2 separate regions of the Homo sapiens genome follow, and region 2 is linked to region 1. Evidence: chromatin loops called from intact Hi-C (ENCODE). Cell type or tissue: heart left ventricle. All regions are shown on one strand. Each heading gives the region's core, and the rest is flanking DNA. Links, peaks and the distances in the headings are about the cores only.

The links. A loop is a pair of places that touch in the nucleus more often than their neighbours do. Peaks named below come from ENCODE experiments on the same cell type or tissue, not always from the same donor. Only the 100,000 strongest peaks of a DNase experiment are listed, where the experiment ranks them.
Region 2: it touches region 1 in a loop (2.3-fold over the local background); 2 of 110 quality-filtered maps call a loop at or near these places.

What each region holds. Positions count from the first base shown.
Region 1 is chr11:121,665,442-121,680,899 of GRCh38, reverse strand. No RefSeq gene overlaps it. Among named protein-coding and RNA genes, the nearest start is that of SORL1-AS1, 220 kb to the right of the region's middle. RefSeq lists an enhancer at 7,946-8,446. In heart left ventricle, for the core only: no CTCF peak of the experiment used is centred there; a DNase peak (open chromatin) is centred at 7,896; H3K4me3 peaks cover 611 bases; H3K27ac peaks cover 3,447 bases.
Region 2 is chr11:121,796,659-121,812,116 of GRCh38, reverse strand. No RefSeq gene overlaps it. Among named protein-coding and RNA genes, the nearest start is that of MIR125B1, 300 kb to the left of the region's middle. RefSeq lists an enhancer at 8,907-9,754. In heart left ventricle, for the core only: no CTCF peak of the experiment used is centred there; a DNase peak (open chromatin) is centred at 9,396; H3K27ac peaks cover 3,027 bases.

The DNA.
Region 1 (15,458 bases), core at 3,390-11,389:
AAGGATAGCCCAGTGGTTCAACTGGTATTTTCTAATCAAACTTCTTTGATTCAAATTTCAGCTCCATCTCTTTCTGGTTATGTGGCCTGAAGCATGTTATTTTATATCTCGAATTCTCAATTTCTTCAACTATTAAGTGAGGATAATAGAAGAACTCATATTATTGTAATGATTCAAAACTCACAGTATTATGATGACTCAAAAAGATAAGGTATATAAAACATGTAGCCTGCTTCCAGGCACACAGTAAGCACTTCATAAGCAAATAAATGTTATTTATAAATATTATGCCAAAGACCAAAAACAGATAAATATTTTCATATTTCTAAAAAGCATATTCCAAAACCTGCTTAATGGTAAACATTACATTCTCTGGAAAAATCCTTAAAACGTCATTAAATGTCTGACTTACGAAGAGAAAGAGATGTGATCCCTATAGGCCAGCATGGGTTCATTATGAATAAGTCAAATCCACTAATCTTATTTCTGTTTGAAAAGGCTTATCAGACAAGTGAATTAATGTGATCATACAGAGGTCATATATATTTTTTGTTGGTTTTGTACTCTTCTGGTGATTTCTTTAAAGAAATACAGACAAAATGAAAATTCTGTTATGTAAGCTGATTAAACCTGTATCAATGGCCATGATGGAGTAACTGGTACCAGGTTTGCCCTCCTATAGTAAATAACTTAAAAACTGGACAAAAAAAAACAATTATTTTCAAACATTAGAAAATAGGCAATGCTGGACTGCGATCTCTGAGAAAAGAGATGCAAACTAGATGAGCTATAGAAGAGGATGGGCATTCTGTCTGGAAGCATTTTCAAGGCCACAGCAGACAGGAAAGGAGCCCAAGCAAAGCACAGCATTCTTGCTGAATTGAGGAGGCAGAAATCAGAGTTTGAGCAGGCAGGGGCAGCTGGAATTTATGAAATAGAATACAACAGAGCAGGAATTCTACACAGGAAAAGAGCTCCAGAAATTTGCATTGAGTCTTTTATTAAGTATTAAGCTGCATATTTTCAGACAGAAGCTCTATGAGGCCAGGAAAACAACAAATATTGGGGAGTGGTAAACTAAACAATTTCCAGAGCTCACATGGGCTGGAAGATAGTTAAGCTCCAGCCAGCCAGCATGAAGAGAGTTCATAGAACCTCAGGGCATTTAGCAGAGACTACAGAAGAACCACACCTTAGCAGTAATAAGATAAAACTACCGTGAGGGTAAAGACTATTCTAGACCCAAGTTTTAAAAATTTTTACACAAATCTCAACACAGTCAGTGTGATCCACAAGTAACTTAATAGTCTGCCAAAACAAAATTCACCGGTCTTTAAAGGAAAACAACAAAATCCAAGACACTCAACAATGTAGCTTTCACAATGTACAACACCCAATGGACACCCTACACCAGAAATGGTTAGATATGGAACCCATAGTCAGTTTAAAAAAAAAAAAAAACAGGCAATAAGAACAGTGACAGAACAGATAGAAATTATGAAAGTAGCAGACAACAACTTTTAAATGGCTAATATAAACAAGTTTAATGATTTAAGAGAGAATATAAAAGTATAAATTAAAAATATGAAAAAAAATCAAAATGGAACTTCCAGAGCTGAAAAATATTATATCTGAAATAAAAAATTTACTAAATAGACTTACCTAAAGCAGACTAGACATTGCAGTAAAAAAGACCAGTTCTGTTTTAAGAACTTGCCTGAAGTTCTTTTAGGCAAGGCAATAGAAATTATCCAAATTGAAGCAGAGGAAAGAAAAAAAGAATTAGAAAAAAAATGAACATAACATCAGTGACTTTCAAGACAAGAGGAAGCAGTCTAGCATGTGTGTAATTTGAGTCCTAGAAGGACAAACATAAAATATTATTTAAATAAATAATGGTTACAAATTTACCAAATTTGATGAAAATTATAAATCCAGAGATCCAAGACACTCGACAAAGAGCATGTAGAATAAAAATAATTGGACACACCAGAGTGAAACTGTATAAATCAAAGATAAAGAGAAAATTGCAAAAGCACTTAGAGAAAAAATATATACAAAGAAGCAAAATAATACTGACTGCAGACTTTCCAAAAAAAAAAAGTAAGCCTGAAGGAAATTGAATGACACTTTTAAAGTGCTGAAAGAAAATGGTCAATCCAGAATTCTATATCCATTGAAAATCTGTCTCAAAAATGGAGGCAAAATAAAGACATTTTTTTAAAACAAAAGCTAAAAGAATCTGTCATCAGCCTATCTGCATACAAAAATATTAAAGAAGTTTAGGCTGAAGGAAAATGACATCAAATGGAAACTGCGATCTACACAAAGAAATGAAGAGCATCAAAATGGTAAGTGTATGAATATAAAATATATTTAAGTGAATTTAATTAAAGACATTCTTTTCAAAAATGTAAAACTTTCCCAAAAAGCAAACTCCCACCTCAGATGGTTTCCGTAGTCAGTTAGTTGAAACTTACAAGGAAAAAATAATACTTTTTTCACAGAATATTTTTTAGAAAACAAAAAAGGGGAAACATTTGCCAACTCATTTTATAGGACAGTAATAATGTGATACCCAAACCAAATAATAAAATTACAAGAAAAAAATTCAAACTAATATCCTTCATAAATATAAACACAAAAGTGTTAGCAAAATATTCGCTAATTAAATTCAGCAATGTATAAAAATCATAATGCATCATAACCAAACAGGATTTATACCAAGAATGTAATACTGATTTAACATTTGAAAATCAGCCACTGAAATTTGCCATAAAATTTTGCCACAAAATAAAGGAGAAAATTACATGATCATCTCTATAGATGCAGAAAAAGCACTTGACAAAATTCAACATTCATTCATGATAAAAACTCTCAGTAAACTGAGACTAGAAGCAAACTTTCTTCAACCTGGTAAAGGATGTCTATGAAAACCTACAGTTAACATCATACTTAATGCTGAACACTAAACTCTTTCCCCCTAAGGTTTGTAACAAGGCAAAAATATAAGCTCTCACTACTTTTAGTCAACTTTGTACTGGAGGTTCCAGCCAGCGAAATGAGAAAAGAAAAAGATATAAAAAGATAGTTGTTGGAAAGAAAGGCGTGAAACTGCTATTATTTAGAGGCAATATCACGTACGGAGAAAATTCTAAGGAACCTAAGAAGTCGTTGAAACTAAGTAAATTTGGAATATCAGAGGATGCTAGGTCAACACACAATAGAGGATGCTAGGTCAGAGGATGTTAGGAAAGAGTCAGTTATATTTCTATACACAAAATAAAAAATAATATTTAAAAGCAATATAATTTGCCATAGCATTCAAAAACATGATATAATAAGGGATAAGTATAAAAATCTTTTCAAGACCTGCACACTGACAATGGCAAAGCAAAAACATTGTTGAGAGAAATTGGAGAAGAAAGCCAAGATATGCCATGTTCATGGATTGAAAGACTAAATGTTATCACTCTCCCAAATTGATCTATAGGATCCGTATAATTATTTATTTATTTATTTATTTATTTATTTTGAGATGGAGCTTCACTCTATTGTCCAGGCTGAAGTGCAATGGCACAATCTCGGCTCACTGCAACTTCCTCCTCCTGGGCTCAAGGGCTCAAGTGATTCTCCTGCCTCAGCCTCCCGAGCAGCTGAGATTACAGGTGTGCACCACCACGCCTGGCTAATTTTTGTATTTTTAGTAGAGATGGGGTTTCACCCTGTTGGCCAGGCTGGTCTCAAACTTCTGACCTTGGGTGATCCACCTGCCTTGGCCTCCCAAAGTGCTGGGATTACAGGCATGAGCCACTGCACCCAGCCAGGATCCATATAATTTTGAGCAAAATTATAAAAGTTTTTTTTTGTAGAATTTGACAGCTGGTTCTAATATTTATAGGGAAATAAAAAATCCATAATGTATAATATAATTTTGTATAAAGAACAAAGTTGGAGAATTTATGCTGTCTGATTTTATATTTACTAGGAAATGACACTAACCAGTGAGGTTTGTGCTCACACATTGGTGTGAGGTCAGGCATACAAATCAATGGAGAGTATATAGGGTCCAGAAACAGACCCACACTCATATCTGGTCAGTTGATTTTTCAACCCTTTGGTCAGTTCATTCAAACAGTTGAACTGCCAAGGTAATTCAATGGGGGAAAAAGCAGTCTTTTCAAAAAACTGTGTTAGAATAACCAGATGTTTGTGAAGAAAAACTTAAATCTTGGCTTTTATTTCACATCACATACAAAAAAGTAGCTCAAAGTCCGTCACTAAATTCAACTTAAAAGTTACAACTACAAAACTTCAAGAAAGAAACAGTAGAAAATGTTATCAATCTCAGGGTAGGCAATGATTCCATAATAAAGGCAAGTAAAGCATTAATCATATAAGAAAAAATAATCAATTAAGCTCCATCAAAATTAAATATGGCTGTTCTGATCTTTAATACTATTAAGAAAATAAAAAGAAAAGCTACAAATCAGGTGGAAAGAAAAACAAAACAAAACAACAATGACATTATATATATATATATATATATACACACACACACATAGGGAGAGAAGAGAGAGAAGCTCAACCTCATTAGTAATCATGGAAATAAAAATTAATTGCCCAATAAATTATCACCGCACACAATACCAAATGTTGGCAAGTATGTAGAACAACTGGGACTCTCAGCCAAGGCATGGCAGAGATGAGCTGCAAACTCCAGGTGAGGGCTAGACACCGAATAGATCTGTTTACTGCATCTCCAGCAAGGCATGGGAGAAGGCTTCAAGGGCCCTTTCCCAGCTCATGCCGCCAGCACTTTGCACCTGCTTACAAAGAAACCAGGAAGCCAGAGTGCATACGTATTGGTGCCTAGGACTCAGGGTTCAGGGTGCTAGACAGGCAATGCAAGGTGCACTCTCATACACTGCTGACAGGAGGGTAAAATCTGACAACTACTTTGGAAAACTGGCAGTTGCTTATACAGTTAAGCATACACTTACCTTATGACGTAAAAATTCCTCGCTTAGGCATTTACTCAAGGGAAGTGAAATGAATGGACTCATACACAAGGACACACAGACTCACAAGGACTCATACAGGAATATTTGAGACTGAGTTAATCACGATAGCCAAAAACTGGACATAACCCAAATGTCCATCGAGAGGGGAGTGCATAAACACATTGTGACAAATTTACACAGTGGAGTATTCTTTAGAAATAAAAAGAACAAATTACTTATATATGCTACCTCATGAGCGAGTCTCACAAACATTATGCTGAGTAAAAATGGCTGGATACAAATAGTACATAATGTATGATTCCACTTATGTGAAACTCTAGAACAGGCAATACTGTACTAATCAATAGAGACAGAAGACAGAGCTGTGGTTGCCTGGATCCAGGAAGGGGTGAAAAATGCACACAACGCGACATGGTAGATGGCAGAAATGTTCCGTCTTGACTGTGGCGATGCTTGCAGGGGTGCATGTGTTGGTCAAAACTCATCAAAATGTGCACTTTAAATGGGTTCATTTTAATCTATGTGATTTTTATGTAAATTATACCTCAATAATATTGACTTTCAATAATCAAAAAAAGATTCTATAAAATGGATTAAAAGTACGGGGCTTTGTTCTTGACCTTGCCCTGTTCCACGTTTTCATATGGCAAGAAATCCTACTTATTAGATTTACTGGTGGCACTTAGTTGTGAGAGTTTCTTTTATTTGTTTATCCAACAAATGTTCTTTAAGCATCCATGTTGTGGTAGATATTTAAGACAATAATGATGAAGAAAAGAATGAGGTTTCTATTCTCATGGTATTACCGTCTTATAGGGGAAGCAGACATTAATTGAACAAGTAGAATGTATGATTTCAAGGTGAAAGAAGCTGAACAATTCTATGGGACCACATACAAAGGGACCTGGCCTAGCCCAGGAGAGCAGGGGAAGCCTCCTTGAGAAAATGACCATCCAGTTAGACGCTTAAGGATGAGTAGGTATGACTTCATCCAATTGGGGGAGGGGATGCATTTTGCATTTGCAAAGTCCCTGTGTGGGAGAGGGAAGCATTTTGAAGGAAGTATAGGAAGATCAGTGTGGTTGGAACTCTAAGAACAACAAAGCAAGATGAAGTGCAAAAGGCAGGAAGTCATATCCAAGCCATGTCCTGAGAACCATGAAAAGCCAGCCAGGGGTCCTACGCAGGAGCAAGAGTATTAACCAAACAGTCTGGGTGAGAGAATTGGCAACTTCTGCTAGGCCGATGGCAGTGGAGAGGGAGGAAGTGGATGCATTTGAAAAATAGCTAGGAGGTAAAAAGGACAGTTAGTGAGGGATTAGATTTGGAGGATGAGAGACAAGGAGGTGTCAAGGATAACAGCCAGCTCTCTTCCTTGGGCAACACTGAATGGAAGCATCTCCATTCTATATGAAGGTAAAGAGGCACTCAGGGGATTTTGAGGCAAAGATGAGGAACATATTCAACCTCACGTACCTAGAGGATGCTGATAGGAAAAAGTCCAGATTACTCCACATGGTGTCCTGAAGTTTGGGACATCCAGGCTGGAAGTATGGAGATGGCACCCATCAGAATAGAGCAAAACCTTTGGGAGGATGAGGTCACAGAAACAGAGCTGTAAGGAGAGAAGAGTAGATCCTGTAACAGAGCCCAGAGGAGAACCAGTCCTTAAGTGCCAGGCCAGAAAGAGCAGGGTCCACAAAGAACAATGAGAAGGAGTGCCCAGGAAGTGGGAAGAAAAACAGAAAAATGTTATACTGCAAAAACCAAGAGGGTGCAGCTGGGGATGGCATCCCTTCTAACTCAAGGTTCCAGAACCATGCAGAAGGTGAGTGGGAGGGTAGTGATGGCAATGTCTAACATGATTGAGTGCTTACTGTATACCCTGGCACTACTCTAAGCTCTTTATGAGAATGATCTCATGTCATCACAACAGTGGCATTGCGTAGGAAAAGGGATCACACTCATCTAAGATCTCTCTGCCAGAGCCAGGATGAATACAAGACTCCTGACTTCTGAGCCAGTACTCCTTGCTCCTCTTGCCTTTTCACTGGCCTAGCCTACCTGGCCATCTCTTTCTCCAAAACTGCCCCTCAGGCTAGGTGACCTAAGTCTTCTGTACCATGGGATGTGATACTCATCAAAGATATTTGAGACTTCGGACTTCAGGGTCTTCTTCCTGGCCCACGTTGAAGCCAGCTGACTCTGACCAGAAGGGGAGGCCACTGTCAAGCAAGTCACCAGAGAAAGAGCATCTACTCCTGCAGGAACCTGGTGCAGCACCCCGTCCACCTACCCACTTCGGGATTCCTCCTTTATCACGCAATTGATGGCACAATTTCTGCAGGAAAATTCACTGTCACTGCAACCTGCTGTGGGTGGATAAAGGGGAATATCTCTAGCTCTGCACCAAAAGTGGCCTTCCCTGCACTCTCCCCATTCTTTCACTATCCCATCCCTTAGGTTGGCATCATTCTCTTTCCTTCCCAGGCCTTATATAGTCATGAAGTTTCACAAGAACTCAGGCTGACTGTGACTGTCTGCCAGCACCTCTAACCACTCTACTGCCAAGGCATGGCTGAAGCAAGCTGCAAACTCCGGTCAGGGCCAGACACCAAATAGATCTATTTTCTGTGTCCCAGGCACCCGAGAAGGCCTCAGGGGCCCTTTCCCAGCTCATGCCGCCAGCACTTCACACATGCTTACAAGGAAACCAGGAAGCCAGTGTGCATAGGTGCCGGTGCCTAGCACTGAGGGGCCAGGGTGCTGGGCAGGCAATGCACAGTGCCCGTGGATGCCTGGCAGGTGCTGAGCACCCACCCTTCTCCCGCTTGCTGCCTGCACAGGCTGCAGTTCTTTGTGTCTGAGTTTCTGCTCCCTGTCTGCACTAGACTGGGTGGGGTGGGGAAGCCGGAAGTGTCAAATCAGCATCTGGGTCTTGAGAAATGCCTAGAAGTGGACATTTGCATTAGAAACTTTGCCCGTTTGGACAGAACAAGTCTGCCTGTGCAGTTGTTTTCCTCTCCTGGCCTCCTTCCCTCCCCCGCACCCACTCCTTATCACCTTAGCTCCCCTTTCTGATTTCTCTACCAACCCCCTCCCTCCCTGGTCATCTGGATCTCGTTGTTCTTGCATTTCCCCAGCTGCCTGTCTGCATTAGCAGCCCTGCACGTGCACAGACACACACGTGCTCCCGGCACCCCCACCCTGTGGCTCTTTACCCCAACAACCCCACACCTTTTGCAAATTCACAAGGCAATTCCTTCCTTGGCTCCAGGACCCCCTTAACAGAATGGATTCTTTATTCCAAAGTAGGAATAGAAAGGGCCTTGGGTATAGTTAACTTGAGTGAGAGAAGCCACCAGGAAGGGGTGCATTTTTGTATGGGAGAGTGGGTGGGCGGCTTGTGTGGTTTGCAGTATTTTAGTCCTTTCTCAAAGACTATACCATATGAACAATCTACTTCTCCACTTCAGGGGCTTCCCTAAATGAAGACTGTTGAAAGGAACATATAGGGAACACCCTTAACAAAATGTGTTTCCCTCACTTCACCTAAAGGCCTTTTGCTGCATTCAATTACTGTTCATTTTATATTGCTTATGTTAACCAATGTGTTGAAAAAGATCAGCAAAAATCTAAGACATTGTCACTTTAAGAATCTAGACTAAAACACCTTAAATGAACTCTGAAGCAGACAGATGAAAAAAAAAAAAAGCCCTTCTCTGGCCCTTGCTGCTTTTGCCATTATTCATGATGTAATTTTTCAGGTGTTAGTTTGGCAGAGAAAGATTGGAACAGAGCTTGTTGCTAGGACATGAATGAAGAAGAGGGATCCCATTGGTTCTTTGGGACTTGGCAGAAACCAATGGGAATGAAGGGGATGGAGGGGGGAAAAAAGCCACCAAAAGGAAAAAAAAAAAGACTCTCCCGGCTGGACTATTATTGCGTTTTCTATGTTAAAGTGGGGTATTGTAAATTTATGGGAGGTTTCGTTGGTCTATTTTTTTAAGGTGTAGGTGGGTAGTGGTGCTCGATGGACCAAGGCTGAGAATGAGCAATTAAGAGGCAGCTTTGTTCAGACTGTCCTGGGTTTCACTAATAGCTCACTGTTACTGGCAGTCTGGAGAGGTATGCAAACGAGGCCGGGTACATTTCACACCCTCGCCATGCTGCCACACACCGTTTGGGGAATACAAGTATACTAGAGCTGGAGGCAGGGATGAGGGTGGAGGGGCACTGGGATGCTTCCTCCAGCCTCGAGATTAGGTGAACCCCAAACAACCTTTTACAATGTAAGTGAAACTGCTCTGTGTGTGGAAACGAGGGGCCCAACGTGTTCCCTGCCCAACGCTTCTGAGCCGCCTCCCAATACGCTGCCCTAAGCATTTCACTGAGTCAGGGCAAGATGTGGCCCAGCGAAACCTCTAGTTCTGATAACAAGCATGTGGGCTCATGTGTTATCAGTGCAGCAGAGAATGTCACTGGGACTTCCAGACGGAGGCTATAAAACGTTCCCCCACTTAAGCCGTTTGCGTTTCAGCCTCCCAGCTAGCAAAGTAAGCAGTTCTGTGTGCCAGTCATGCTTAGCTGCTTGATTCTAGGCAGAGCCTTGCAAATCTGGGCAGGAAGAGAAATATCGATCTCCACAGGTCCCCCTCATCTCCTCCATTGACTGTGTAGACTTGACAATCATTGCGGGGCCTCCGTTGCTATATTCCATTGTCTGGGCTCCGGCTGTAACCCACATCTTTTCTTTAATACATGGGCAGGGTTTGGGCTGAGTGACTTGAAACACACACACATAATAAATTGACTTCTATTGGGTTATAGACCTGGCCAGTTTATTTACACCCTGGAGGGGGCTCAACCTCTGCCAGATTCCTAACATCAGAGATTTTGTGGCTGGAGTCCAGCAACATAAAAGGATTTCTTTTTGTAATCGGAGCACTTCCTAAGACCACAGGCAGTTTCAACCAATTAACATCTCTGATTGCAATAGAAACATTTTAGGAGACTCACAAGGACTAGGAAGGTTTTCATTCACAAGCCTTTATTGAATCCATAGCATCCAGGAATTGATCTGATTATTGATTTATGATGATCATCCAGGAATTGATCTGATTATTGATTTATTTCTTGCTGATTTCTGTGACTTCTCAGGTTGTTGGCGATTTGGGAAAAAGGAGGGTGGGGTGTGGGCAGAAAACGGGAAGAAATGAAACAAAAAGGGAATTGTTTTTAATAGGCCTGTCTTGTTCTTTCAGCCAAACGAATCCCACGCACTGTTCATGTCCACCCCTCAGCATTGATAGAAAACATAGCTCCAAGTACAGAGCTTAATTGCACTCTTCAGGTGACAGGTAGCTTGTGTGCCTCAGTTCAAAGCCAAAGTCCGGGTTGAAGAAATCTGATTTCAGACAGTCAGCATTTTAAAATAAAAGCATTCACCCTGAGCCCCAAATGGGAGGTCTCTCTGCAGCTTTTTCATTTGTTTTTAACTCAGACTGCTTAACAAAGCTGTCTCACCCAAACTAAGCAGAGCCTTCAGAGCCTGGTGCCAGGGAGGGTAAACTGTACAGGAATGAGGTTGCAGGCAGCCTCCACTGGGGAGTGGGGAGCTGAGCAGCCACCAAGGGGGACAAACAGGTCCCCGGAAAGAAGAAGGAAGGTGGCAAGGCGTCTCTTTCCCTATATCTCAATGTATTAATGAGTTATTTATTAATTAGGAACCTTTCTATATTTACTGAGGAAAATGTGTGAAAATCATAAGATCTGAGCTCTCCCTTTCATGGAAAAAAAAAAAAAAAAAAAAAGACAAAAAAGACTATCAGACCAGTTGAAGAAGCAATACTAGAGCTCTGTCATTTAAGCAAAAGGGATTGTATTCAAAGCCAGGCTCTAACTTGAAGCCTCCAAATATCCAACTTATGTATTATTAACTGCATAAAAGCGTTGTCATTCCTGGGTGCAAGAAATTAACAAGGGCCCCACAAGTTAAGAGAGCTGCTTAGTGACACCCGATCAACCTGGGTCAGGAACCAGAAAGGAGAAAGGAACACCTCCCACTTGGATCAGAAAGGACCCTCCACCCACGAACAGACTTTAGAAATGAGCACATTTTCATTGCCACTGCGTGACCTATAAGCTAATTATGTTTTCCTGCAAGGGAAGCAAATTATATTGATTGTACAATAAAAGCTATTGTCATTCCCAGTATATTCATCATGACTCAGAAAGATGCAAAAATATTGACTTGCTCTAAATAGCATTTTACTTTTGTCTCCAGACAACAGTTTTTAAGGCATAGCATGACTAGAGATGATTTTGTTAACCAGTCATGGGGAGTGAAAGGGACGGAGGAGAAAGCAGTTTATGGGCATAACCTCGTCCACCATTTGTGAATGACAGAGAACTCTAAGGAAAAGCATACACATTTCCAAGTTCATGAAAGAGTTAACCTTGGTTATTACATATATATTTTTTAAATTCCCTAAAACTCCCAATAGTATGCACCGTAACAAGAAAATAACGAAGCCCACTGACATCTTTGAAAAGAAGGTGATTAATTAAAGTAATTAGGCTGCACTGAATTATTAAAATATGAAGTCTTCTGCAGGGACGACAAAAAAAGGCAGAACATTTTTGCAGTTCAAAAATTAAAACCATATTCTGGTTCATTAGCTGAGACGGGAACTCACACGCTTTAGCCTACAATCTTATTCACAGATGCGTAAGTGTCTAATATTTCACACCTTTGTAATGGCCTTTGTAAAAATTTAAAAAAAGAAAATACAACAACCTGACTTTAATTATTTTATTGCTTGTAGAAAAGAGGCGATCTTTTGAAAGAATGGCAATGAGCCTTTCGGGTTTGCTTTGAAAATGCCCCAGGCTTTGAAATGCCAGGTGTGTTGGGGCCGTGACTAGGCTCAGGCTGGGGACAGTGAAGGGCAAGGAGACACCTCTTAACACATTTCTTGGCTGTGTCTTCAAAGTGGTCCATGTCTCTTTCCCTCTGACTCAATCAAACCGAACTCCTTAGTGTGACTTTAAAATCCCTTACCACGTTGCTTTGCCCTACCTGTCCCCATTCTATGAAACCTACGCCCAACGTAGTCAAACAAATCTCACTATCTTGCTCCAATCCACATGTATTTCTTCTACCTCCTCAGCGGGCTTGTCCCTTGCCTGGAAAGTCCTTTATTTCTCTCTGATATGATCATAGCATCCCCATCACTCAGAATCCAGCTCAAGTCCCCTTCTCCTCTTCTCCCATGTCTTCACACTTTAGGGACCTGGGCCATTTATGATTTAATTACGAATCTGATCATGTCACTCTCCTCCTTTGAAGCCTTCCATGGTGCACCCTGCCTTCAGAGTAAATGTTCGGGTGCCTTAGGCTGGTGTTCATTGCCCTCTGGAATCTGGACCTTACCTGTAACAGCACCCACTCTGGAGTCAGATGGCCTCAGGGACAAGCTTAGCTCTGCCTTATAGTACTACTCTGGACTTGGGCAAATTAACTTAAATAATACTTAAAATCTTTGGGCCCCAGTTTCGACAAAGGACTATTGAGATGACTAAATGAGTTACTATACGTGAAGCACTTAAAACCGGGCCTAGCACATACTTGGCACTCAGTTATCATTGTCCTTCATATCCTTCCTCCTCATCTCAGATCCTGCCCTCAAGCAAACTATTTGCTGTTCTATGTTGCTTTTCTACCAGCATGCCTTTGTTCAAAGACTCTATCAAAACCTACCAATCCTTCAGGCTGTAATGCCATGTTCTCCAAAATCCTGTCCTGGATTCAGTCCCACCAATCTGTCCAGTCTCTCAACTAACTCAGCACTTTATCTGTATCTCTCTGATGGTGCTTAGCACCATCTGTTTTGTGTCATAGTTTTGAACAGGAATTGAGGGTAGGGACTATATCTATCTTTATATCCACTCCCACGTGTCACAGAAACTGTTAGTGTTCATCAAATATTTCATGTATGCTATATTAAAGTTCAGCCACAATATGGGGAGCTCCCATCTGTATGGGTCCCTGAGTGACTATGTGGAGCAGACAATTCCTTACACCCTTGTTGGATGTATTATCTGAGCAAAATTAACCCTTTGTTGTGTTAAAGCTTTAAAATCTGGGGACTGCTGTTACTTCAGCACAGCTTAGCTTATCCTGCCTATTTTGACACCCTACATTTTCGACACCTGATATAGGAAATTTAGCACATAGCAAGTATTTAATATTCAAATGCCAAATACATCATATACAGAACTACCTTTTTTTTTTTTTTTTTTGAGATGGAGTCTTGCTCTGTCACCCAGGCTGGAGTGCAGTGGCACAATCTCAGCTCACTGCAACCTCCACCTCCCTGGTTCAAACAATTCCCCTGTCTCAGCCTCCTGAGTAGCTGAGATTACAGGTGCACGCCACCACATCCGGCTAATTTTTTTGCATTTTTAGTAGAGACGGGTTTTCATCGTGTTGGCCAGACTGGTCTCAAACTCCTGATCTCAGTCAATCTGCCCGCCTCGGCCTATCAAAGTGCATGGCATGAGCCACCATGCTTGGCCCAGAATTACTCTTTTTTATGAACCTGTCTAATCGTTTAGGTAGTTCAGTCCAACTTTAAGCATTTTGTTTTGACTCCTTACCTAGAATGCACACCCTTCGTGGGTTTTCTCTGTTGTCCAAAGCACCTAGCATAGTACTGGACATGTGCTTAGTAAGACCTGTTGATTAATGGGTCAGCCTCAGTCCACCAGTTCACCAGAAGTCAACTCCAACTGAGACTACAAATTGGTAGTAAAGGCTCTGATGATAGCTGATTCCTCTGGAGCTACTTCTGGCTCCACACTCTATCAGGGTATAGTGGGATGATGGCCATGCAGTGAGGTAGCTGTTCCAGCTCCAGAGACGACAACTCTTTGGTGGACATAGAGGACAAAAAAGATCAAACTGGTTTTCAGTATTTTTTTTTACCCATACCATATTAGTCAAGATTTTGCTAGAATTTTGCTAGATAGTTTATATTATAAACATTCATTTTCTAAGCAGGAATGTATAATGAATATATTTTTCTGAAAAACACTAGATTTTTTTTTTCCTCCTTTGCCCACTCTGGAGATTCTGATATCCACCAGATGGGTGGATATCGAGTTGAAGCCCTGTTCACAGTGCAGCTTTCTACCATCTTCATCCAAGATGGATGAGCCAGGTAATACATATGATGCCTCCCACCCTCAAAGAACTTCTCCCTGTGGTGGGAATCTGAAGACCCAGGTTCAAGTCCCAGATCTACCTAATGGATAGCTCATTCCTTCTACATCTCAGTTGCCATCTATAAAAAGGTAAAAGGTGAGGAGGAGCAAGCTATTCCACTCTCCTTCCTTTCCCTGTAGGATTATTCTAGTAAAGATTAAATAAGATACAATGGGAAGTTCTTGGAAATAAAAAGACATGAACATTTTCCTTTGGGCTTTTAAATAAAATCCCCTGTCCCCTAGAATGCTCACATGCACTTACCTGTTGGTGGCTGTCACAAGCATCTGGGGCATATGAGATAGTTTATATAATCCAATCCACCTTCAAGCATCTTATTTTGACTATTTACCTAGAATGCACACCCTTCATTGGTTTTCTCTGTTGTCCAAAGGACCTAGCATAGGAGCTCTTATCTGAGCACCTGATGAGAAGACGACACTCAGAAATCTCGGTATCATGCTCACCTTCACTGTCAGGGTCATCAAAGTTGACACAGAGGGAAAGATTAAAATATCTATAGAATAAAAGCAACTCAATTCAGAAGAAGGGTAAATTTTGGAGTTTCTCTACTGACTGGAGTTTAAGAAAAAAGCTAAGAGGGTTAAGAGGAGGCAAATTTCGTCAGTTCAGCTGGAGAAAGCTCTCCATTCTGAGGTCATGCTCTGAACCAAGATGCCGTCAATCCAAGGTCACCCACCCTCAAAAAGGAAAAACACTGAAATTCTTTTAGAGCAGGGAGAGTTCAAGAATAGGCACTATCTGGGCTGAGATGAACTGACTGAGGTAGGCTCTTTTCCAGGATGTCAGAACATTGTACAAAGAGAGCATCCAGGGATTCAGGTAATTACCGTCACCCTGACTTGGAAAGTCCACCAATGATAGACTATGCCACGGGTCCCAGCATCTCTGAACTGCCCTCTTAATTGGTTTTATCCTGTGCCAGTTACTCTCAAAGGCTCTAAATGCCAGTTTGCCCTGTGGGGCATTGCCCCTGAGTGGACAGAACTAGCTCAGAGCTGCCAGGGCCACCTGGATGTCAGGCTGCTCTGAACCACTACATGGGTAAGGCAGGATATCCCAAAAGGAAAGGGCTGGCTGAAGGCGACCAAAGGAAATCTCAGCCAGGAAAGATAGGCTTTGTCAGGTCACTGCTTAAAATGCAA
Region 2 (15,458 bases), core at 4,424-12,423, 130 kb before region 1:
TGAATGGCCAAGGCAATCCTAAGCAAAAAGAACAAAGCTGGAGACATTACATTACTTGACTTCAAACTATATTATAAGGCTACAGTAACCAAAACAGCATGGTACCGGTAAACACACACACACACACACACACACACACACACCAGTGGAACAGAATAGAGAGCTGAGAAATAATGCTGCATATCTATAACCATCTGACCTGAGACAAAATCAACAAAAAACTAGCAATGGGGAAAGGACTCCTTATTCAATAAATGTTCCTGGGATAACTGGCTAGCCATCTGCAGACAATTGAAACTGGACGCCTTCCTTACACCACATATAAAAATCAACCCAAGATGGATTAAAGGTTTAAATGTAACACCTAAAACTATAAAAACCCTGGACAATAACCTAGGAAATACCATTCTGGACATAAGATCTGGCCAAAATTTCATGCCCAAGACACCAAAAACAATTGAAACAAAAACAAAATTGACAAATGGGATCTAATTAAACTTAAGACCTTCTGCCCAACAAAAGAAACTATCAACAGAGTAAACAGACAACCGACAGAATGGGAGAAAATTTTTACAAACCATGCATCCAACAAAGGTCTAATATCCAGAATATGTAAGTAACTTACAGATTTATAAGCAAAGAACAGTTGTATTAAAAAGTGGGCAAAGGACATGAAGAGACACTTTTCTACAGAAGGCATAACATGGCCAATAAGCATATGAAAAAATGCCCAACATCACTAATTATTAGAAAAATGCAAATCAAAACCACAATGAGATATACAATCTCACACCAACCAGAATGGGTATTATTAAAAAGTCAAAAATTAACAGATGATGGTAAGATTGAAGAGAAAAAAGAACACTGAATACACGCTGGTGGGAATGTAAATTAGTTCAGCTATTGCAGAAAGCAGTTTGGTGATTTCTCAAAGAACTTAAAACACAATTACCATTTAACCTAGCAGTCCCATTATTAGGCTCATACCCAAAGAAATATAAATCGTTCTACAGCAAAGTCACATGCATTCATATGTTCATCACAGCACTATTTACAACAGCAAAGACATGGAAACATCCTGAATGCCCATCAGTGGTGGACTGGATAAAGCAAATGTGGTTCATATAAACCATAGAATACTGTGCGGCCATAAAAAAGAATAAGATTATGTCCTTTGCAGCAACATCAGTGGAGCTGGAGGCCATTATTCTAAGCAAACTAACACAGGAACAGAAAACCAAATACCACATGTTCTCACTTAGAAGTGGGAGCTAAACATTGAGTACATATGGACACAAAGAAGGCAACAACAGACACCAGTGCCTACTTGAGGGTGGAGGGTGGGAGGAGGGTGAGGATGGAAAAACGAGTACTATGCTGATTGCCCGGGTGACAAAATAATGTGTACACCAAATCCTCACAACATGCAATTTATTTACCCATATAACAAACCTGCACATGAACCCCTGAACCTAAAATGAAAGTGAAAAAAAAAGAGAGGAGAAATAAAACAAATAAAATGAAGAGTATGTGCTGGAGCAGTAAGAGGAAACTCGGCAAGCACTGATTCAGAACCCTGCCTTAGAGCAAAACTCTAGCAGTCCCAGAGTGAGTCAGTGAGATCCAAAAGGCCCATTTCTGAGAGACAGATGAGTAACTCTCTCCAGAAGCCACCAACGTGGATATTATTGAGTTTAGATTTTCTGAAGCAAACTGAGAGAGATTTATCTTTTCTGGGTCTGGTGGTTTTAAATTTTTGAAACCATAGCCTCAAAGACAGGAAAACAGAATCGTCAGTCAGAGGGGGCCACCCATGCAAAAGCGTGAAGCCTCTAGCCAGGCCATTTATTCTGGTCGTGTCTTTGGGCACAAGACAATTGTTTGGGATGAAAACTTGGGAATCCACAGCAAGTGTAACATAATATAGACATTATTGTGAAGGAAAGTTTGCTTTTCTAGTGATCAGGCTTTCCGATAATCAAAGGGGTGATGTGACCAAGCCGTATAATATGGGGTTCCTTTTGGCAAAATTGCTCAGCGAACTATGTAGATGAAATGTCTTTCTCTTCATAGGATATTTTAGAATTTAGTTTACTATAAAGTATGAACTCTAAAGTTAATAAACAGGGTGGCACTTGGTGCCAAGGATTAAATATTTACTGGTAAAACATACAGTGATGAAAAGGATTTTCAAACAGGCAATAAATCATATGGTCTGAGCTCTGTATTAAATATTCTTTTTACCAGGGAAAAAAATAAAATTTAGCCCAAGAAAAAAATTAACCCATTGTTGTGGCTCCCTGGGGCTGAACTTATCAAGAACCAGTAAATATTCCTTTGAAAAACCAGGTAAATAGCAAGATTTTATTTAATCTTTGTAATGATTCATTTCTTTAGTGAAATAAAGAATGTTAACATCCCATCCTTCAGGTACCCATGGTTGATTCTTCCTTCCACAGGCCTCTCCCTTCCAGCCTTTCCTATTTTACCCACCTGGTCTACTTTTAAGAGTCCAATGGTTAAGAGCACATGTCCTACCGCAAGTCTGTCTGGGTTCAAATTCTGATTGCCAATTCCTAGCTGTGTTACTTAACCTTTCTGTTCTTCAATTTACTTATCCACAAAAGCAATATATTAATAGTACCACCCTATAAGCTTCTGTAAGAACTAAATGATTAAACGAGTTAATATGTACACAAAAGCACTTAGAACAGTCTAGAAAGTAGTAAATTCTTCATATTATTATCCTTTATCCTCCTTTTTAATTATCCAAATATTTTCCATCTTTCAAAACCCAGTTTAATTCTGTAATGAGCTTTCTTTGGTTAATGCAAACCTTCCCTAAATATGCATATCCTTTTAGGCCTGCACCTGTCTTTTTTGATATCTAATTGCATCTTATGCACTATCCCAAATTGTTTTATGATTTTCCTAACAGATCAATCTCCTAAATAGAGGACAAGGAATAACTTTTTAAAAATTTCTTTCATCTGGATATGCCTTTAGGAAAAGGATGACATCAATAGTAGCGTCCACAAATTTTGCATTTATGGAAAGCATACTATGTGCATTCTGCAGAAAACTGAGCACACAGTTTTCCCCCATCCTCCAACCTGAATAGTGAGAGAGGTGGGTGCAGGGTGTAAATCATGTTTCCTGTGTGTTGGCTGACACTTGGCCTGAATAGATATGCTCTTGATAAACCATTATTTAAGATTGGTCGGTGGATGGATGGTTGGATGGATGAATGGATTAATATAGGACCTGAGGGGGAAAAAATCCTGAAGAACAAAAGAGAAGACTTTGCCTCTGGAAATGATTTACTATGGAAAGCAGGAGTACATTTTAGAAGATATCTGCTTCACATTATCTGTAAGGCACAGGAAAAGACTATGAAAAAAGAATGAGTTGAGATAAAAACCCAACAGGCAAGATGTTGGTTAGGAATATTGAGTCAAGACATTCATTGTAGTTGGAAAGTGGAGGAAAAAAGAAGGCCACAGAGGCACAAAGAGGGAAACAGAGAGAGGAGGACAGAGAAAGAGAGAGAAACTGATACTGTAATACTGCTCCGCATTGTAATTCTATTTCGTTTAAACGCAGCATTCATGGAGAGCTGCTAAGTGCTTTTCTATAGCCTGAAACTTGTGTTCCTAATTAGACTTATTTATGCACAACACTAAGAACATGCAACTGGTGGAGACAATAGAAAGAAACGGGGGAGCAATCAAAGGTCAATGCTTTGCCTGGGTTAATAGAGATAATAGTGGCTGAGTGCTATGTTCTCCACTTTCTTTATCATCGTGAAGACAAAAAACCCTACTCAGCATAATATAAAATCATAGGTCATGATCAAGATCATTTGAGACATATCCCTGGAGCTTCAAGATAGGGAGGCATTCTTTCAAATCACATCCAAAATGATTTTAAAATAGGTCTCCAGAGGGGTAGATTCTAGTGTGATAAATAGGACCTGCAAATGGAACTATTCTGCCAATCATATTTCTACCTGAAATCCTATATACTGTGAAGGGGATTCAACAAGTGAAAGTAAGGTACAGATTGGTGAGAAGATCTCACGTGAAACTCAATGCGTGGAAAGTTGTAAGACCTGAATTTTAGTTCCATCCTTTTCTGTTAATTTCTTCAGCAATTCTACCCCAGTCATCAAATTTCTGAGGCTTGTTTTCTGGAGCATGAAAAGAACAAGCACAAGCCGTAGGTCCCAAAACAAAAGCGGGAACCACTAACCATTCACCAGGACTTTATAAGGTACAAAGCACTATGATATACATTATTCCTTCTAGAGGTGATAGATTTGAATGGTAAATACTTAAAAGATAAGTTTTTAAATTAACTATGGGATTTCAAGTGAGGATAGAAATTATGCAAATACGCTAGTTTGCTTCCTTAGCACCACTTCCCACAGCCCCATCTAAATCCTCTTGCAAATTAAACTCCTATAAATGTTGAACCTCCTAACTCGATTTCAGAGTTTCCTGGTTTCTTTTATGTATTCTGCATAAATACAAACTTATTTCTGTTTGACCATATCAATACACCTTGCAAACAGCTTTCGCTCAGAGATCATAACTCTGTGGTCTCATAATAACAACTGAAGTCTACAGACCCTGTGGCTGAAAACAATGATCATGATGATGGTGATTAACACTATGTTGAAAATGGTAATAGTGATGGACTCCTACCATGAATCCAATGGAAGGTAGCTCTAAGGCTGCCTCTGTGGTCTGAGTTTCCAATCTTCCATGAGGTTCCACTTAAACACACAACAGATGCACAAAAAGCCTCAGCAATTGCCAAATTGTATTATTTTAAATAGCAAACCAAATCTGCAAGCCTTAGGCAAAAGTTTTCACAAAGCGCATTGGGAAGAACGCCAGCTTAGATGATGGTAGAAGTTTTGATTAGGAGTTTGCCCACATCTTAAATAAATAAATAGCAACCTTCCTTACCACCCAGAATGGTTTTTCTTTGAATGGGATTATTCCTCAGTGGAAAGACAAACACTGAAATTTGCAGCAGAGGTTTTCTATGCCTTGAGATTAAACTATAAGAAATAAACCTGGAAAAGGAAGGGGTAGAGGAAAGAATAGCTCCCTGTTGGACACTGCCTGTCCTTGGTCTACATGCCCACAATAAATCCTGCCATCCCCATGCTCTTCGCTCAGCCTGGGGTGGACCTCCTCCCATCGTTTTGCCTCCTCGTAAATGCCTCATGGACCCTCAAAGGTCCCTTTTCTATGAAGCTTGTATTCAGTGCCCCCATCATTGTCCTTCTGTCATAGCCTGTATATCTGACTGTATTATAGCTCATCTCAGGAGGCAAGGCTACTCAACCTGGAGTCAGGATTCCAGACTTCCAATCTAGGCTACCAATTTGTAAAATTGGAATAATAATAACTGCCTTTTTAGGGTGTAGTAAAAAAGTAGTCTGTGTCCAGGGCTTTATGCAGTACATAGACAAAATCACCAAGCAATAAATTGCTTGCTTTTACCACGTTTTTCATTTATATATTTGGGTATAGTTTGTCATTTGTGTATCCCCAGCGTCTAACATGGTACCTAGCACAGTGCAGGCATTTAAAATATTTTTTGTCATTTAACAAATGAATGAATATGTACAGTGCTTCACACTTTTAAAAGAATTTCCACATTTATGGTCTCATGGGCTCCTCATACTAACCCTCAGAGAGAGGTAAAGCAAGCCCAGGACCCCTTCCTTGGAGGGAATGCTCTCCTCTAGCTCCATGGACATCGGCTGGGCTGCCAATCATGAGACACATTTCTCCTGAGTGCAAGGTAGAGCACATGGCCAGACTGAGCCAAATAAATGATTTCTAGCAAGGTTGCACTTTGAAGAAAAAAAACAAGGGACTAAAACCTGTTGGAGCTACTTTAGTCAATAGTAGCATTGCTGGAAAATTTTACCAACTGCTGGTACTGAAATTCCAGGAGCTGCCTTATCCAGCCCTTCCTGAGGTCTGGTTGTTGAGTGCTTCCTCTGAGTCTGAATAACACTAGATCCTTCTAGCGAATGTCTTTCTTTATAAACCCAAGATCAGTTTCTAATGCTTAGAAGCAAAGAGTCCTAAAAATAAAATTAAAATCTCCGATTTACCGTAAGAAAACTAAAACTCTAGAGTTGAAATCATTCATGTAAATTCCAAAACATACAGAATTTAGTGATGTATTTTTTAGGAACACATATATAGGTAATAAAATTATAACAAAAACAAAGGAGATGAAAAATACAAAAGGCACTGGAGAGTGCTTATACTTAGGAACAAGGAAACAGAAAATGATCAGGAGAATCAGATAAAAGTCATGGAAGACTCTTGTAATGTTCCCTTAAGCTAGAGGATGAGGTAAAATGTGATGTATTAATCTTGTATGCACATGTGTGTGTGCATGAATATATTAATATATTTCATGTATAGAATATCTCACAGTGAAATTATTTTTTCATCAATGAAATCAAAGGCCCAAAGAGGTTAAATGATATGTAAAAAGCAGAGTGGCAAATCATGGCTAGAACCCAGGCTTCCAGTGGTTTCTCCACTCTGTCCTAATTTATTGTAACTATGAGCTGCTACTCCCATAGTATGGAAAATGGGAAATAGCACATGGGACCTTTTCAACTGAATTTAGAATGAAAAGCTGCGGATTAATAGCTGACCTATAGTATTAGAAAGACTTAAAATGGGCTTTCCATTCCTTGCGAAAATCACTCTTGGAAAAAACCTCAGAGACCACTTGGTTCAACTCCAGGGCAATGTCCTCTCCCTCATTGACAGTGGGCCTGCAGTGAGTGGGCACCTCCATGTCCATGAGCCTTCTGCAGCTATACTGCTGATCACAAGATATGTGTACATCAGCCCTGGCCTTTCCTAAAATCAATGAGCATCAGACCAGCAGCATATCAGTGGTTTCCTCCCTATATCTGTTGTCCAAGTGCCTGGACATGAATAGGAAGTGTTGTCAAGAGCACTGTCTATTCCCTTTGTGTGGAGCAAGACTGGACCATCTAACAATCTCTGCCCCTGCCTTTGCCAGTGGAGACAAAAACCCAGGCTCAACACTGCAGCCACAGTGTGAGGTCACCGGAGTCCCTGACTCCTTCTTCCTGAGTTTGGACCTTCATCCTGGTTTCCTGGCATTCGCTCAAGTTTCTAATTTAAAAACTTGAATTCTCACATGATGGAAGAGCCATAATTCAGAAACCTTGAAATGATCTTTGATCAGATCCATCAGACGTGCTAACTTGCACATAATTTTGCCTCAGACCTCTTGGACTTGTCCCATCGGGCCTGAGCTGATGCCCCCATCAGCCTTAGAAGGAGGCTTTTTCTCTCCAGAGTTTCCCAGTCTCCAAGTACTCGGTACTTATTGAGTTTTTGGTCCCCTGTTAAACATGTACAAATGCAACTAATTCTATAATCTGGCCTATATCTCCCTATTTTCTTGACTACAATATCAAAACAGATTTATCCTAAACATGCCCTAAGTTTCAGATTTATGTGTCTAACAATTTTCCTAATTTACCAGTCAAATAACTATTAAAATGATAGCAGCTCACAGCTACATTAACTGCTCCTAGTGAACCCATTCTTGGTCCCAGTGCCAGGAACTTCTTTTTTGATTATTTGAGAATCACACATTTAATAATCTGTTTTAAAGGGTCCTAGATGTCAATGCCAAATTTACTATCTATCATTTGCAGACTGTTCCCCTTTAAGAAAATAGGACAATATTGTCTATTGCTAATATTTCCCTGAGACTTCCTGATTCCTTAATGCTGTTTTAGTCTTCAGATTATTGTTTTCAGCTGTAATTTTTCTTGGTACTTTAGGATGTAACTAGTCTGAAGTGAGACATTGTAAATAGCCAGGGGCTTACTTCCAATTCCTCACTTGTGTTTTAATTCTCTATACATGATGTTATCATTATCAAGTCATATGATACAGTAGACACGGCATCAAACTGAGCATCACAAGATCTAAGTTCTAGGTCTATCTCTGCCATTCATAACTGTAGGCAACTCTCTTAATCTCTCTTAGCCTGATTTTCAATATCAATTAAATTTGAACAATACCACCTGTTCTGCTTACCTTGTGGGGTTGTTGAACGGTTCAAATGAGATGTTTTATGCAGCAAGATTTTGTAAACTACAAAGCGTTATACAAATAGAAAGCATTACTATCCCCCACCCCCCCCCCCCCCCACTTTCTGGGCAATAGGCCATTTCCCTTGATGTAGAAGATAGAAACTTGTGTTGGATGCAGCACCTTTCCATGTGGCCAAGTCCTAATGAGCACAGGCTCTCTCTTACTCTTGCCAGGTTCTCAACTTTTGTCCTGAACCTTTTTGTGTTTGCCCCATCTCAGTCTACTATCTGACCTACTGCTGATCTCCTGGGGCCCTAACCCCTAGACATATTTCCTGTCTGTGGTCTAAAATTCTCCCCCAACAGCTGATATTTGATATTGAGTTCAGTGCTGCCATCTTTGAAGGATGAGAGTGGCAGAAACTTTGGCTCTTCTGGTACTTCTTATGTGGCAGGAGATGGGCCTGCAGACCCAAGGCTCAGGCCAAGGCACATAGTCAAATGACAAGCTCCAGCTCTGGTGACTTTATTGACCAAAAGGGCCCATGCCCGTTTGTTGTCCTTATCCAGGACACATTTTAAAAAGGGCTTTTTATTACCCAATAAGTCACAATGACAAAGTCCAAAAGCAAAGATTCGGTACTATTCATGCTGAGAATGGCTATTAGCTTTCTGTAGCTATATTATTTTATCTATTTAGGATGAGGGAATTCCCATGAAGCCAAATCACCAGCCAATGTTTTTAAAGCTTGAGCCACTATTTTTCTCTATGAAAACTAACTGAAGGTAAAGAAACAAGCCTCATTCCCTTCCCATGCCTGAGGCAAATATTTCACTGGCAATTGGAAAGTGATCTCTTCACCTGGTGCCAAACACTCTCCCAGAACCTTCTTTGGCTTCAAAGGGCTTTACTTCATTTCCGCTGGAGCCCACAAAAGGGCTTGAGAAGCAGTCGTCAAGTCACAGGAAGCCAAGGGGGCTCAAGGGAGTATAAGATCACAAAATTACAAATGGGTGGGAAAGATGGAGTATGTGTGTGCATATATAAAAATTATCTTAATAAAAGGTAGAATGAAGATTCAGTGAAGCTTGCTCTGGTTCCTAAGTAATTTGGTTCTGGAAGCCCTATTCATTGGTTGGGCTCCATCAGATAAATGAGAAAAGCAAAGGACCCCTGGACAAGCCAAGGCAGAAGCAGACTCCCCTGCTCAGACAAGCCTTCCCACATGCGGCCTCAGGGCCTGCAAACTACAGTTGACTTCTCCAAGGATCCTGTTACAGTACCAGCCCTCCAGCTGTCTGCAGCTGTGTGCCTTCCAGCCCCTCACAGCTGGCTTTTCAAATAGAAATGGCCTCTCTAAGACAGTTTACCAGAAAACATTGTTTCAATCGCGCAGTGTGTTAAAACATGATTCTAAAAGCAGCGATTACATGAAATGAATTGCAATATTAAATATGAAGGTGCACTTGGCCCAATGCATCACATGTGGTAGGTACTCAGTTGAGTGGCAGATTTTTTTCTTCATTTCTTCATCTCCTCTACTTTTTATTCACATCGAATTGCAGACCGGTTGGAATACTGTAAAAGCATTTTCCCTGGGGAGCTCTGGACGTTTCATAGGTATGCTCATTTGTGTTTGCATGGTGTATACATATGTGGGTTCCTGAGTTTGTGGAGGGGGTACAATGCATCTGCAGTTATATGTGTGCTATATAAAGCATGCCTCAGTGTTTTTTTAAAATATCAATCATATGTATTCCAAATGCGTAGTTCACGACCATGTAGGAGGGGAAAGGGCTTAAAGGCTTTTCCGGGTGAAAACAGCCTGGGAGTTGAGTTTCATGCTTTTATAAGGTAGATTGGGTTGGGTTCAAGATAATAACTGAATTAGAAGGAAGTCATGGAGCAAACAATAGTTCACGCTGTATCCTATTTTCATTTAAATCAGAGGCTGTTGCTTTCATCTGTTCTTATTGACACAGTTCAACTATTGACTTCTTGTTGCTTTGAATATGAGGCTCACAAGCCCAGGGGGATCTCACTGCATAAACAAATGGGGGGGAGCGGGTGAGGGGCGTGTTGTTGTTTTAAATGCTATACACTTCCAACTTGTCCATTTTTGAAAGGTGAGTTCTTAAGTTCATGTCTATGTTAGGCTGTTCGTTCTGAGCACAGTAATTTTAACAGACAATGGTGGATAATTTTTAAATATGCATTTGTATTAGTTCTTTCTACTTCTTTTTCCCATTTACTTATCCTCCAGGAACTCAAACTATGGTTTATTTATGGTGCATTCACCTTTCCTTTCTCTGTTTTTTCTTCCCTTTTCTTCTTCCTACCTTCCTTTCTTTCTTCTTTCCTTCTTCTTCCTTCCTCTTCCTTCCTGCCTCATTCTCACTCATTTGTTTCCCGAACACTGGCTTTTGATTCATGACGCAACCTCCCTTTTGCCAGATCACATAAATCAGGCAGCTTCTTTTCTTTTTTTTTGTAAAACACCTTCTTCCAAACTGTGTTTTCCTTCTGATTTAACTTTTCAAGAGTAGTCGGTCTCAGGGTGACTGAGAAACCTAGGTATGAGGGAAGTGAATGACAAAAGATGGTTTGGCAAAGTCACAGCTCCCCCACCCCGCCCCAACAATGAATCTCGCCAAAGCCCTTTTCAAATCTGGAATTATTTTCATGCAGCTGAAGAAGGTCGAGTTGTTGAGTTGCTCCTTCCGGCTTCTTTAGTTCTCTCCCCTCTCCCGGCCTCCCCAGCCCACCTGTCTTCCTCACTGAGTAGAGAAACAGAGCTCAGCAAATTAAAAGGAGGAAGCAGATAATGTAGGAAGAGCTGAAAACTCAAGGGAAAACAATAAAACATTTTGAAGTTTTGGGGTCAGATACAGAATCCAGAATAAGGTGCTTAGTATTTTTCCTACATTGCAAACCCTTTGTCTTTCTAAGCTACTCTGGCTGGCCTGCTCTCAGGCTGTGAATTCTGTTATCCCTGGTAGAGCCCCAGCCTCAGCGGATTCCACCTACATTCCTTCACAGCCCTGTTTGGGAGGGGGGGTCACGGGGGACTCAGGGGAGGGGGAGGAAGGGCAGACCCTGGGGATTGTCGGACATACAACACTGCTCTGCACCACAGCTAGGATTTTAGCCTATTTGTTTTGAAGTTCGCCCAAAGTCGCAGAGTTGAAATGCCTGAATTCAATACCACTTCCCCTCACCACACACTCAGCCAAATGTCCTTGGCTTTTCAATAGACCTAACCTCTTGGCACTATTGAGTCTTGATGTTTTGCATTCTCGTTTCTTAGATTTTTAACCCTCAACTTTCCCTTCTCTGGGTTAAGCTTCATAAATCACTCAAATGTCTTACTGCCTGGGAAGAAATGCTTCCTTCCTTCCCTGCTTCCATCCTTCCTTCTATCTTTTCATGCTTTCATCCCTCCTTCCTCCTTTCCTGTCTCCCATCATTTTTGCTTGCTTTCTTTATCTTACTTTTTCAGAAGGGGAAATGGAAAGCAGTGGAGGAGGCCTTGGAACCCTCCCTGGAATGTGGCATCACAGGGATGGAGCCAATGTGGAGTGGTGGGAAATGGAGAAGTGTAAACATGATGCTTAGCCAGTCTGCCTAGAGAACAGAATTCTCTTTTTCATCTCCCCAGTTCCTTTTTGGTATATTTGTTGAAGTAGCTGCAGAAAGCTAAAATCTAATCCTTGTCCTTAGGATTGTCCCAGCCTTTGGCATTGAACAGTCAAGCGTTGCCCTTGAGTAGCAAAAAGGGCTTATTGTCCATTTGTCCCTTTGTGCTCTTATAAGTGCTTTTCTAGAGACCTTCTTCTTCTCCTGGCCATGTCTACCATGGCCAAGTTCCTTAGTTTACTTCCAGCTAGGATTGGTGTTAATTTTTAGAATTTAGGTGTTTTTCATAGGTTTGTCTTCACTTTTTAACCATTTGGGTCTTTAACCCTAGAAATCCCATAAGACTTGCCAAAGTTCACAATCCTAGTGATAGGCACAGCAGCAGAAAGCACCCATGCATCCTACTTGTGCTCACATACAGGCTGCATCTCACTCAAGATAGTGGAGAAATTATTCTAAGTTAACCAGCAAGTGTAATTGTTATGGTTTTAATGTCCCATCCAAAACTCATGTTGAAATGTAGTTGCCACTGTGACAGTATTAGAAGGTGGGACCTCTAAGAGGTGATTAAGTCATGAGGGCTTCACCCTTATAAATAGCTTAATGCCATTATCTCAAGAGTTCACCCCCTTTTTTCTCTCTGTCTCACATGCTCACTTCCACCTTCTGCCTTCTGCCATACTATGATGCAGCATGAAGGCCCTCGCAAGATGCTAGTGCCATGCTCTTGGACTTCCCAGCCTCTAGAACCACACAACAAATACATTTTTGTTCATTATAAATTACTCAGTTTGTGGTATTCTGTTCTAGCAGCAGAAAATGAACTCAGACAGTTCTTTTACACGTAAAAATATTTTTCATAAAACTGACCAGTTGTAAAATCATAGAATTGATCCATTAGTTTTGTTGGGTTGTTTTTATTTGTTTGTTTATTTTTTTCATCATAAAGCTAAAGATGAGTCAGAAATGCCAAGTTACTATTTCTGGATCTCTACAGTTCTGCAGCAAGAAGCTATTTTGCAAAGTTCTTTTGCAACTAGCTTGTTACGCTATCCTTCATGAATATTCTCCATAGTGATTATGGTTACCCTTATTGAGTACTTGCTATGTATCAAGCAATGTGCTAAGGGCTTTACACACCAAGAGACAATCAAGGTATGTTGTATTATGATTCGTTCCAAATGTACCACTGTTAGAGGCCCAGAAACCACTTCCAGCCTAGACAGAGTAGTGGTGGTTCTGTGAGAAGCTAACTTTGAACTTTGTGGTGTTCCACTTTAAATCGCAGTGCCACAATTGGGGACTATGAACTCACAGCTACGAAAACATAAATACAAACATTCATTATCTTCTCTCTGCTAAAATGTTGATACTTTGTCAACATGAGAGGCTCAAATCATCCACCTCTCAACTCTAGGTGAGAAAGAAAATACGTGAATGGTGTGGAATATTTGCAGGAAACATCAGGTCAAACAAACCTTGAGAATTTACTTTGTTCCAAGACCCAGTATACTGGTTCCATATTCGATAATTTCTTATACTTAGAGACCCAGATTTCCCTGGCATTAAATCTATCTGTATTCTTGATGTTGCTTTCCTTTTACATCCCCCACTTCATTAGTCAGAAATAATATGGCCAAAGAAAACGCAGGATTAAGCCATTCCTTAGTGCTTCAGAGTTCAGTGGCACTCTTACTATTGTGGTCTCTATGTTCCACCAGTTTATTGAAATTGTTAGGGTATTCCTGAATGACATTATCAGATCTCTGCCTTTTGCTCAGTTTCTAGCTCCAAATCAGAGGAAGCCCCATCTAGTTCTCTACATCAGTTGATAAGACTTGCTACAACCCACACCATCTAATTAATTTGGTCTTACCCCTAGATGTAGAGTGTGTTCATCCCAATCTGAGTAACTCCCAAAACCAAGATCTATTTAGAGTCTACTCACTGCCAGAATTGAGTGATGAGAACCAGAAAGGGCAGAAAAAAGAGGAAAGTCCTCTCTGGAAACAGTTATACCAAGAAACACTTTTCCAAGCAAACAGTCGATACAGATAGGGCCTGTTATTGAAGCAGGAGCCAGAGGACACAGAGGAAAGTAGAGATAAGGTGGTCTTAACACGCAGGAAGCTTCAACACTAAGAGGGAGGTATGGGCAGAATCAGGATGCACATACAAAGACACAGAACACAAAGAAAACATACTTTTAAATAAGTAAATTGCAAACTATATGCATAAGTTGTCTCTCTTCTGTCTACCCAGAGATGAAATCAGACCATGAGCTAAAGTATGAAGCCAGGGAATTGACAGACCAAGCAGCTGACTTCACCACCTTGGCATAACTTTTTGGACTCTTGAGTTTGAACAATCTATATTAATTTTTAACTGGGAAGAAAATAAGTGAAATATTATGCCCAAAGAACTAAGACGATAATTTCACTGGTCTCCTCTAGAGTATTCTTCGAATAAGGCCACAGTGTCACAATGCTACATTTTCTAACCTCACCTACCCATCCTCCAGGGCCTTTTCTCCATATTCATGTGGAATAGGTGCGATCCTTCCTTCCAACTCCTTCTTCTGGGACTCCGTGCTTGGGAAAGTTGACATTTGGTATGCAAAGTGATTCAGACCTACCTGATGAGTTGGTTCTTTTTCAATTCCAATTGGGAACATTGGGCCTACCCCCATCCTTCTTTGCAGGCCTGCTTCCCTCCTCACCTAACCAATGGCACAGAGGGAGACATTTAAAGCAGGTCTCAAAATGGAATCTCAAGGAAAAGATGCAGTGACCTCAAAGAAAAGGCCATGCAAATGAGGACAGAGATTGAAACAGGAAATATGATGCAAACCTACCAAAAAGAGGCTGAAAAGAAAAGCTAGAAGGGCTGGGCAAAGAAAAGCCCGAGAGTTTGAGAAAGCGAGGTTGAAGAAGGCAGAATAACAGTTTCTACTCTAACAATGGTGGGTGAGTTTACTTCCACTAAAGCACAAATGTTACAAGAAAGGGGTCCCAATCCAGATCACCACAGAGGGTTCTTGGACCTCGTGCAAGAAAGAATTCAGGGCGAGTCCATAGAGTAAAGTGAAAGCAAGTTTATTAAGAAAGTAAAGGAACAAAAGAATGGCTACTCCATAGACAGAGCAGCCCCGAGGGCTGCTGGTTGCCTATTTTTATAGTTATTTCTTGATTATATGCTAAACAAGGGGTGGATTATTCATGCCTCCCCTTTTTAGACCATATAGGGTAACTTCCTGATGTTGCCATGGCATTTGTAAACTGTCGTGGAGCTGGTGGGAGTGCAGCAGTGAGGACAACCAGAGGTCACTTTCGTTGCTATCTTGGTTTTGGGAGGGTATAGCTGGCTTCTTTATTGCAACCTGTTTTATCAGCAAGGTCTTTATGACCTGTATCTTGTGCTGACCTCTGTCTCATCCTGTGACTTAGAACACCTTAACCATCTGGGAATGCAGCCCAGTAGGTCTCAGCCTCATTTTACCCAGCCCCATTCAAGATGGAGTTGCTCTGGTTCACACGGCTCTGAATAAAGACTTTTTAAAAAGACCACAACTGGAACATGAGAGTACTGACTGAGAGCTCAGGCTTTTGAGGCAGACAGGACTGGCTTTTATTCCTAGCACAGCTACTCATCGGCTAGGTGACCTCAAGCAGGTTGTTGAGCCATAAGCTCCTATCT